2 separate regions of the Mus musculus genome follow, and region 1 is linked to region 2. A link is a loop called in an ENCODE intact Hi-C map of the cell type or tissue named here. Cell type or tissue: left cerebral cortex. All regions are shown on one strand.

Region 1 (5,000 bases), 78 kb before region 2:
GACAACATGTAAGTAAACTCACTGCATTTGAATTATTCACTGCAGGGTTTACAATAAGAAATTTATCTGGTAAATTGAAAAGACCTCAATTAAGAAGCATGCACAAACTCACACTCATACACAGTCATATACACACATGCATGCTATGGGTAACTGTAAAACAAGAGATAGTCCATCAGAGCTTAAGAGAGAGAGGGCAGCCTGGTTTCCAGCAGAAGATGACTAGCAGGCAGAACCTCGTAGCTTTCCCTTAACACAGGGCAGTTACTTCGGTTAACTTAGAAAAAGAATGGAAAATACAAAGCATGTGATTTCCAGGAATAGATAAACCCAGACTCACTGCTTAAAAATTAATTGCAGATGGGTTTATATTCCGAGTTTTTTTTTTATGGTGCCTGAATATTTATAAAGTACATGGTTTGCTTTTCAGTTAATTTAAAAACTGACCTTTGTACAAATAGAAAGGAAAGCATTTTTTTTTTTTGCATCTAGAAATAAAATGTACAGAGGTCAAATGAAACTATTTTCATTTAAGCTAGAACAAAGAAGCTAAAGGAAACAAAATATCTGGTCAAACATGTACCTGTGTTCAACCCTCACAGAATGCTAACCAGAATCTAAACAAACAAAACAAAACAGAACAGAAAAAAACAAAAACACCCTCGTAAATCATTTGACCCTAGGAACTTTAAAGGAAGGAAAAATATTATCTAAGGTATAGTAAGTTTATAAAATAATAGTTACCTACTTTTGCAGCCAAAAATAAACGTGTGCTGAAAAATATGATTGTTGCATGTGCATCCCAAAGAGAATAAAAATCCATCTAACTCCTCTTTCTTCATTGGTAGAGGGAAGAAGCAGCTTTGATTGCTTTTAGGTTTCTTCCTTTCCACCCTTGCTGCCTAGTCCCTCTTCTCGCCAGTGTATCTTTATGTTAGGAGAAACAGAACACAATCCCAAGACAGACATATTCAAAATAAACACTTCCGGGGCCAGAGAGTAACAGGCTTGCTGCTTTTCTTTCTAGCTTCTTTTAATATGAGTTTATACGTTCTGCCACAAAATTCAACTTGTAAGTAATCCTGTGGTACTTCAGCCTAGATGAAAAGAATGCTCATTGTGAATTATATTTCATCTGTCACAATAACCTTTTTTATTCTGCCCTGGACCTCCCCCTTGCCTTTGGCAATTAGAGAAAATATGTATGCCTTTAAGTATGAAGTACTCGTTTCTTCAAATCCAACCAAACCACTCCTGATGACAGTCACAGACAGACAGTGCTTTCAAATCACCATGCTGGGGAGATGCACCCAAGACATCCTCAAGCTACCCAGTTTCACAAGGACACGGTGAAATTGGGCATTCGGGAATGAGCAGGTGCCATAAGTCTCATTAACATCAGCTGCTGGTGAGCAGCAAGGAAATTTTAGTTATATTTAAAAATTGAAATGCAAAAACCTTCTAGTTACTTTTTTAGTTAAATCGTGCCCGGAGACAGATATTATCAGTAATATTTACTTCAATATATTAAATCATAATGATTTTATTTGTCATTTGTACTTTCCTAAGCACAAAATAAGTTATGTGCTTTTAAGTATATTTCAACACTTCCAATTAATATTTTTGCTGATGTTTAAAGAAGGAGAGAAAGCAAAGAAAACACATTCCTTTCAGATAGAGTTTAGCAGACACTGTCATTCAGTTTAAAAATCAATGTGTTTATCCGGTTTACTTACTCTTATAAATTCACTGAAATCACCTTGAGAGGCTCAAGTTCACCTTTCTGGATTTAAGCCTGTTAAATAACAGACACCATCAAGTCGTCCCCGTAAAAGGATAACTTAGATGCTCGGCTTTATAGGGTGTAGTAAAAGTTAGCACACTTCTACCTACAAAGCTACAAAAAAGACCTTAAGACAGCTACAAAGGAAAACAGAGGACAGGAGAAAAAAAAGTTCCGTTTTCACAGCAAAACAAAAATCCCTGCTTGTACAGTATCCCAGGCAGTCTCCAGAACAGCTGGATAAAGGCATACGAATAATTTAAGCCAACACAAAATTCATCAAGTATGAAGAAAGAAAGAAGGAGAAAAAAAAAAAAACCAACTTGAGACTAAAATGAAAACCTTTTGGCCCACAGCACAGGTTGGGCACAAAAGTGCTGGCTAAGCTATCTATTTCACACATGCAACGACAGAAGGTTCGATATTCATTCGATCGATGAGTGAAAAGGCACAATGGCAAAATCAGACAGACTTCTTTTCAAATACAGATCTCCAATGTCCCCCTCCAGTCTGCAGCTGCACGGCTGGTGGTGTGGCTCAGACGGAGCAAGGGTTACATCAAGGCTGCTCTCTGGACCGTGCAAACAGTCTAGACCAATGACCTGCAGCATCATGCCCTTTGAAGAAGAGGCAAGTTCGGTCATGATGAAGAAGAATCGAGGCGTACCCCCTTTTAACAATAGGGAGCAGCTCGAGGCTGCAAAGAGGTAAGCAGGGTAAGAAGAAAACAGCATCTGCTTCCATGGTTACAGGCCAACTATGAGAACCTCGCTTTTCAAGGGAGTCTGTTCTCAGGCTCCCTTGTGGGGTGTGCTGTGCATTGTAAGAGAAGGCAGGTTCAGCTGAAATCGCAGAGTTATTTCAGAGTAAAATGATACGGAGCACATGGCTGGCGGGGGGGGGGGGGGGAGAGGAAACGAGTCACATGACTTAAGAACAAGACTTGGGCTGTTTTGAAATAGAATTTTTTTTCTTATAGCAATTTGGACAAAAAGTAAATGTGTATAATGCCGACAGCAATGGCAAACATGCTCTTAATTTCTTTAGTTTTATGTGATCAGAGGTCAAGGGTCAAGACACTCATCTCCCAGTGCAAGACCAGAAAGCCTATTGTTAGTGTAGCTTTATAATGTATCTTATTGTAAAATATTTCTTCTCTCTCTCTCTCTCTCTCTCTCTCTCTCTCTCTCTCTCTCTCTCTCTCTCTCTCCCCTCTTTCTCCTCTCTCTCCTCTCTCTCTGCCAGACTGTAACCTGGATGGTTATTTTTCTGAATGTCTCTCTGACTTTATTTTTCTCTGATGTTATAAGCAACATTTTCTCATTTTTACATTCGTTTCTGTGGCTATATCCCATTGGAAAACCTCCTAGGCTTGGGCAGAAACTTCCGTAGTACAGTGTTGGTATTTTAAGAGTGAAAGGATTCCCCTGTCTTTACAAATGTGCTCACAGACAATTCGAATCCATAGCAAATTCACAGCGTCTGACAACTGTTCTGTTCTTATTATTCTGGTTTTCGCTCGTATTTCACTCTCTCTGTCTTGCTTCAGTCACTCTGTGGGTGCAGATGTTAAGTTTTCCTTTCTGTGAAATGTGTAGCTAACATATGGACCTAAGGACATGCCAGCAGCTCTGGAACAACATTTAAGGAACATGAAATGTGGTCGATTCTGTATCTTTAGCAAGATCCACAGTAGCCACACAAAACACAGACACACACATACTAACACAGACTACACATTCTTCCTACCACAGTTCAGTGTTGAAAGAGGTCAGGTTTTGCCATTTTCCAGTTATGGGCTGTAGATATGTCGTGCCATCTATGCTTTGAGCCATAAAATAAAAATAGGGCAATGGAGAAGGAGATAGTGGTCCAAATGGTGATGCACACTGGCATCTTCAGATTTATTTCTGTAGAAGAGCGTTTTGAATTCAGTGTGCCAGCAGAAATGATTGTGTCCTTCCTAAAGAACAGGTTCTCAGCTTCTGATGTGGTAAGAAATACACAGACTCTGCTGTGGGCAAGCTATAGTGGAGCACCACGCGGACTCGAATTTAAAAATTCATTTCAAACACTCCCTCCCACAAAGCATTCTTTTGAAGCTTTAAACAACCAACTCCCATGATTCTGACAGTCTTATTCTGTTCATGGAGAAATCAGGAAAAGTGTTATCTGGTTTGTGTTTCTAATTTGGTTCTTGTTTTGAGCTAGGTGGATATGAGTTCATATATGTATGCTAGCTGCTTTCTCTGAATAGGTTGAGATTCATCTTTTTTTTTTTTCTTTTTTTTTATGTTGAGAAAATACCTGGGATAAGACACGAACATTCGAATTTTGCATTTCAATATTACTATTTTCATATAGTAATCATCCACACACTAGTAAAAACAGTAAGTATATTATCTTAATGCAACCACAGTGTAGTTTCTTGATGTGGCAGGAAAAAAAAATGTTGAGGTATTTCAACATCAGAGAAACTCTAAAGCAGCCACTGATCATACTTTCTGCCAAAGGTCAATAGCCAGATATTTTGTATTAGAAAAACTTATTAAGGTCTGTGGGCTGTGGCTAATGATAAAGAGGCTATTGCATAGTTTCTGGTGGGAGACTCATAGTGAGATCTCTTTATCCCTCAAGTTAATCCTTAGCTTAGTCTTGCTCTTATATTTTCAAAAATGTATTTATTTCTTATGAATATTTATATGTAAACATAAGCTATACTAACTTAAATAAAGGAATCCGCAAACATTTGGAAACATTCTCAAAGTAAATATGAGAGTTTATAAATTACTATTTATGTCTAAATGTATACATGAGAATATTTAATACTGAACATTTAAGCAAAACTAATAGCCCTTTTCCATAAAAATTCTCTCTTATCTGAGGTATTAAATTGATGATTAGTATCTATGCTGTATACAGTTATCATAAATACCCAGAATATCACAAAATATTCTGACTGGATATATTTCTTTAAATTGAAGTTTAGAGTAATTATTATGATAACCTTGTCACAATGTTGTTCAAAAATAAATCATATATTATGTAACATGTATCCACAAAATTAAAGACATCAGAACTTTTTGTTGCCTCACTGTGTGACAATGTCTTGAACATAGCATGTGCTCAATAAATGTCTCCCAAGACTGAAAGTGCAGAATCATCCAAAGTTGAGTGTTTATAGTTTTAAACTGTAATGACTTTTATATAAAACTGA
Region 2 (5,000 bases):
AACTGAAAGGCTTTTGTGTGTTAACCATGTATTCAGAAAGGGTACTTTCGCCTTGGTATCTTATATAAAGACAATCAATTTATGAATAAATATGATTTTATATCCCTTTGAAATATTTATGTGTTAGCTACTTTTCTTGTCTTATTGCACTAGCTATATTTACATGGGATGCCAGCTATGTCTCCACCCTTGATTTGACCTTAGCAATAGATTTTTACAGATATTCATTATCAGTTAGACAGAAGATTCTTCTGTTCCTTGTTTTTTCAATTTTAATCATGAGTGAAAATTGAGTTTGTCAATTGCTTTGTCTTTATAAATATTCCATACGATTTTTCTTCTTTAGTGTGTTGATGGGGTGGTTTGTAACAACTCATGTTCAAAGGCTGACTAGCTTTTTAAACACTGAAATTAGTGTTTGTTATTTTGTATACACAGGTTATCAATTGGTGAGTTTGACTTGCAAAGGTTTATTGAGGACTTTTATTCTATCTTCTGAACATATACTGGTCTACCTATTTATGTCGTCCTATGAGTTTGCTCAGTTTTTGCATTAAGGTATTTCTTGCTGCATCCAGTGAGTTATCACGTGCCTTCTGCTTTTAATTTTTTCTTGTGTAAAATGCTTATGATGATGTCTTTCTGCCTTTGAAACCTTTAATTAGGGCTTATAACTTTATTGAAGAATATAAATAATTACACTTAATTCTGCATACTTTCTTACAGGCATTATCTATCATTCCTATGAGCTATTAGAAAATTAAAAATTTTTTTAAAGTATGAAATATATGACAGGATATATTACTTTCAAGAATTTTTCATTTTTATTTATTTTATTTTTTATTTTTTATTTATTTTTTAATTAGGTATTTTCTTCATTTACATTTCAAATGCTATCCCGAAAGTCCCCCAGACCCTCCCTCCCACTCCCCTACCCACCCACTCCCACTTCTTGGCCCTGGCTTTTCCCCGTACTGACTCATATAAACTTTGCAAGACCAAGGAGCCTCTCTTCCCAATGATGACCGACTAGGCCATCTTCTGATACATATGCAGCTAGAGACACGAGCTCCGGGGGTACTGGTTAGTTCATATTGTTGTTTTAAATTTTTAGATCTAGAAAATAAAATGTTCATGCTGAAAGTATGTAGCTTTTACAAAGTCATCCAGATTATTAAGCATAAGTATTTCCTGGTCAATATTCTCTGTGTTTATAAATATGTCTGCATCTGTATGCATTTCCATCTACTACCTTAGGCAAAAAGAATAAAACTCTACTTTGAGAACTGTATATTATTCCTTAGCCAGTAAATAATTTTCTGGAAACCAATTAATAAATTTCATATAATACGATCTTTAAAATTATCAAACATATTTTAAACTTTATTTCAATAATCATTGTAAATTTAAATCCATCAAATTATTCATCATACGCCAAGATTATATAACTCAGAAATTTTGGGAATAGTAGAGAACATATGAACAAAGAAATAATGAGGAAGATATCAATTATAGTTTTTCATAAACAGCGATGGATTTGGACATTAGGAACTCAGTTGGGCTGCATGGTCACCATGGCGTATATTCCTAGTAACTGGCTCTTTCAGTGTGAGTGTACTCCAAAGATCTGGTAGTTCATTGACACTCAGGATCTTTTCCACATCTTATATGAAGAAATAACATTGCTTACTAAGTAAAATGTACATAATTTTGTGCTGAGATCACTCAGTCAATAGAGTGTTTGCCACATATAATCAGGAAGACATAAGCTCATATGCCAGCATCCACATGTAAAGCTAGGCATGGTTTAATCCTAGCTCTGGGAAGGCAAAGTCAAGATGGTACCCGAGATTTGCTAGCTATCTCATAGACTAGAATCTGTGACCTTCGTAAATCAGTGAGACCTTGTTTTAAAAATAAGGTGGAGCATGACTTAGGAAACACTCAAAGTCCACTATTAATCTCCAAATACATAAACACACAGGTGCACATACAAATGAACACGAACATGTGTGTACATAGCACCCATGTAACAAATAAAGTGAATGTCTGGCTAGATTCAGCTAGTAGAAAAAGCACTCAGAACTGCAAAGATGAAACAACGCACAGAAAAGCAATCCCAGGCACACTTACAGTGCGTTTCAGAACTATGTCATTGGTGCTCACCACATTCAGATTAAAATTCGTTCCCTTAAATATTAGTTATTTCTTCATGATTTAACAATGAAAGCTAAAGTCAACACAAAGGATGCTGGCTTTCTTCCTCAGGGTTTCACAGTCTACCAGGAGTAAAAATACTTAGTTGTAGTATATATATATATATATATATATATATATATATATATATATATATATAGTAGCTCATCTCATAGCTTCTCTCTCTCAACACAAAGAAGGATTTACTGACTAATGTTCCCCACATGGCCAGAGGTGCCCATCTATTTTTTGTGCAGTTAATCTTAATTATCAAATCCAGTCCTCCTAATTTTGATAATTGTAATATTGGCCTTCCTCTGGCTTTCTTCTCATTGAATTTTTGCTCTATGCTACCAATGGACACGTTTTAGTCTTCGACGGTCATTGATGAGATTTCAAGCCTTGAAGTAGTTAAGTAATTGGAAATTTAAGGAAAGTGAATTGGGTTGCTTTGTGCTTTGGGTTGCATGTGCCTTTGCATGTAGAGTGCTTTACTTCATGGTTGCTTCTGAAGGAACTTTCTAAAAGTGGAGGAGACGACCGAGGAGACATTATTGAGTCTTGGTATAACCCCAGTTTTCCATCTTGGATGGTGGAAGGTGTTGAACAGGAACAGGCAGAAACCAGCCTCGCTCCTAAAGTTTCAGTAAAGCACGCTGCTATTGCTACACTTCACTGCTAATTTCAACATGTTAGAAAACTTTCAAAGCAAAACAGTTCGGAAGCCTCACTTTCAAATCCCAACTCTCTCCCTGGGTGTAAAATTAACACTCTTATTTTTCAGAGATTATAAAAAGAAAAACCACTTTCTGGTGACCGGATCAAAAGCCGAGAAGCAAACAATCTCTGTTAACCATGAGGTGCAGGGTTAAATTTTTCTTTCCACTGATAAATCCCACCCCGGAACAGATTTCAGCAAGGCAGCTCGCAAAGCTCACGGGTGAACCACACAGGCCATGTGGGTGCCGAACTCAGAGCCGGAAAGCAAACAGCTGCTGTAGCCTGATTTGAGTTAAAATAGTGTGAGTGTTTAGTCTGGCGCACGGCTTCGGGGGAGATTGGCAGCTGGGTCAAACAAAGTCCTTCCGTTGGCTCCCTTCCCGGGCTGCTCTGCTAGTATTTAGTGGGTCCTAGTGCTGTGTAGGGCCCTTTTCTCAGGCAAAATTCTAACATCTGACCGCACCCTCCTCTCTTTGCTATTTAAAAAAAGAAAGAAAGAAAGAAAGAAAGAAAGAAAGAAAGAAAGAAAGAAAGAAAGAAAGAAAGAAAGAAAGAAAGAAAGAAAGAAAGAAAGAAAGAGGGGAAAGAAAGGGAGGGATAAAGAGGAAAAAATAGCTGTGCTCCTGCTTCTTTCGTTCTAAGATAAATTCTCCCGGAGACAACCTCTCCCACTAATTGTGTGTTAGCCATGAATTTTATCTCAAGAGCTGACGCACTGCGCTCTCAACTGGTGTTGAAAAGCAGCCTGTTACAGTGTGGGATTCATAAAAGGGCCTCTATGGTGTGTGAGAAAGAATATCTGTGTGCCTAGGCAGGAAACTTTTTGATCTACAGAAAAGCCAGAAGACATCTAGGTAAGACTTCGGGATCAGACCTGCTTTGGTGGGTGGGGGTGGGGGTGGGGGGGTGTCCAAGTTTGTCAGTGAAATTGGCCCATACAAGAGATGCAAGTTTACAGGGTGTGTGTGCTTCCTTCTGTGGAAGTTGAAATGTACCGAAGATTGCTTACTTATTTTTGTTCGCTTATTGAAAACTTGAATCAGGAGTCTGTAGTCGGTCTTTCGACGTTTTCGTTTTCTGTGATTGAACTGATCGCAATAGATATTGTTTGATCCCCAGAGAAATCTTTGCAAAGTGACACAGAAAGAAAAACATTCCGGGCGAAGAAAATAGACAAGTTTTAAAGAGGAATTGTTTGAACCTTAGAGGGCAGGAGATGGTGCATTCGGCAAACGTGGGTCTGAGTACTGAAAAAAGAAAAGAAAAAGTTTAATGATGTTTTGGAAGGAATATTAAGTAAGTTGTCTTTGTCTCTTACTTTTTAATTTTAGTGGCTCATTTAGCCTGTTGGGTCACATTTTTTTGAGAGTACTGAAGGCTGCCATGAATCCCTAATGAGGCCCCTTTGCACATGATTTTGGCCAATTGCCAAAATCAACTTCCCAGCGGCAAGCTTTCTCTCAAAGAACCTGGAGCAATTTTTTATATATACATATATTAGAAATCATGTTTGAAAGCCGCCACAACCAGTTGTATAGGCATGTCAAAAGTGACTTTATACAGTAAATATGAAATAAACCTTCAGGTTTGTTTTTTTTTTCTTGCTTTCTCATATTGTCATTGTGGAATCTTTGCCTGTTGCTGCCTAAATTGTGATAGAATAAGAATAATCTGAAATAAGAAGATTTAAGGACATTTTTTTCCTCTTCAGCATACCAGAATAGGAGTCCTGTCTTAACTGAGCAATATACACTATGGAGAGATCCTTCAAAACCCGTCGGGACGAATAACAGATGAATTCATAAAACTGTTCATCTCTGTAAGTAACATCCTGTTAACAGAAGTTTTGTATATAGAATTAAGTTTAATATTGACTTAAGTGAGGTCTTTGTGTATATTAGAATACCTTAGTGTTTGGGGATTTTTTGTTTGTTTTGTTGTTATTGTTAATATTTATTACATAATTTTAAAAGATTATGTGGTACCTTGATGCCTTTAACAAATCTTTTCATAGAAATGTTTGGTTTGTAAACATGTCTGAATGATGAAATAACTGTATTTAAGTGCTTCCCCATAAGATAAAG

The links. Hi-C counts contacts between places; a loop is a spot of excess contacts. Peaks named below come from ENCODE experiments on the same cell type or tissue, not always from the same donor. Only the 100,000 strongest peaks of a DNase experiment are listed, where the experiment ranks them.
Region 1: it touches region 2 in a loop (5-fold over the local background); 9 of 42 quality-filtered maps call a loop at or near these places.

The regions. Positions count from the first base shown.
Region 1 is chr16:77,419,363-77,424,362 of GRCm38, forward strand. The region is part of intron 2 of Mir99ahg (Mir99a and Mirlet7c-1 host gene (non-protein coding)); the gene reads left to right. 9430053O09Rik (a long non-coding RNA gene) reads right to left here and starts at 1,020. Exons shown (of 4, transcript XR_003951960.1): 1 at 749-1,020. In left cerebral cortex, no CTCF peak of the experiment used is centred here; DNase peaks (open chromatin) are centred at 980, 1,216, 2,444, 3,397 and 1 more place; H3K4me3 peaks cover 4,150 bases; H3K27ac peaks cover 4,413 bases.
Region 2 is chr16:77,496,876-77,501,875 of GRCm38, forward strand. Mir99ahg (Mir99a and Mirlet7c-1 host gene (non-protein coding)) reads left to right here. Exons shown (of 5, transcript NR_015543.3): 4 at 4,628-4,735. Among named protein-coding and RNA genes, the nearest start is that of 9430053O09Rik, 79 kb to the left of the region's middle. In left cerebral cortex, no CTCF peak of the experiment used is centred here; DNase peaks (open chromatin) are centred at 2,906, 3,245, 3,748 and 4,176; H3K4me3 peaks cover 2,273 bases; H3K27ac peaks cover 2,498 bases.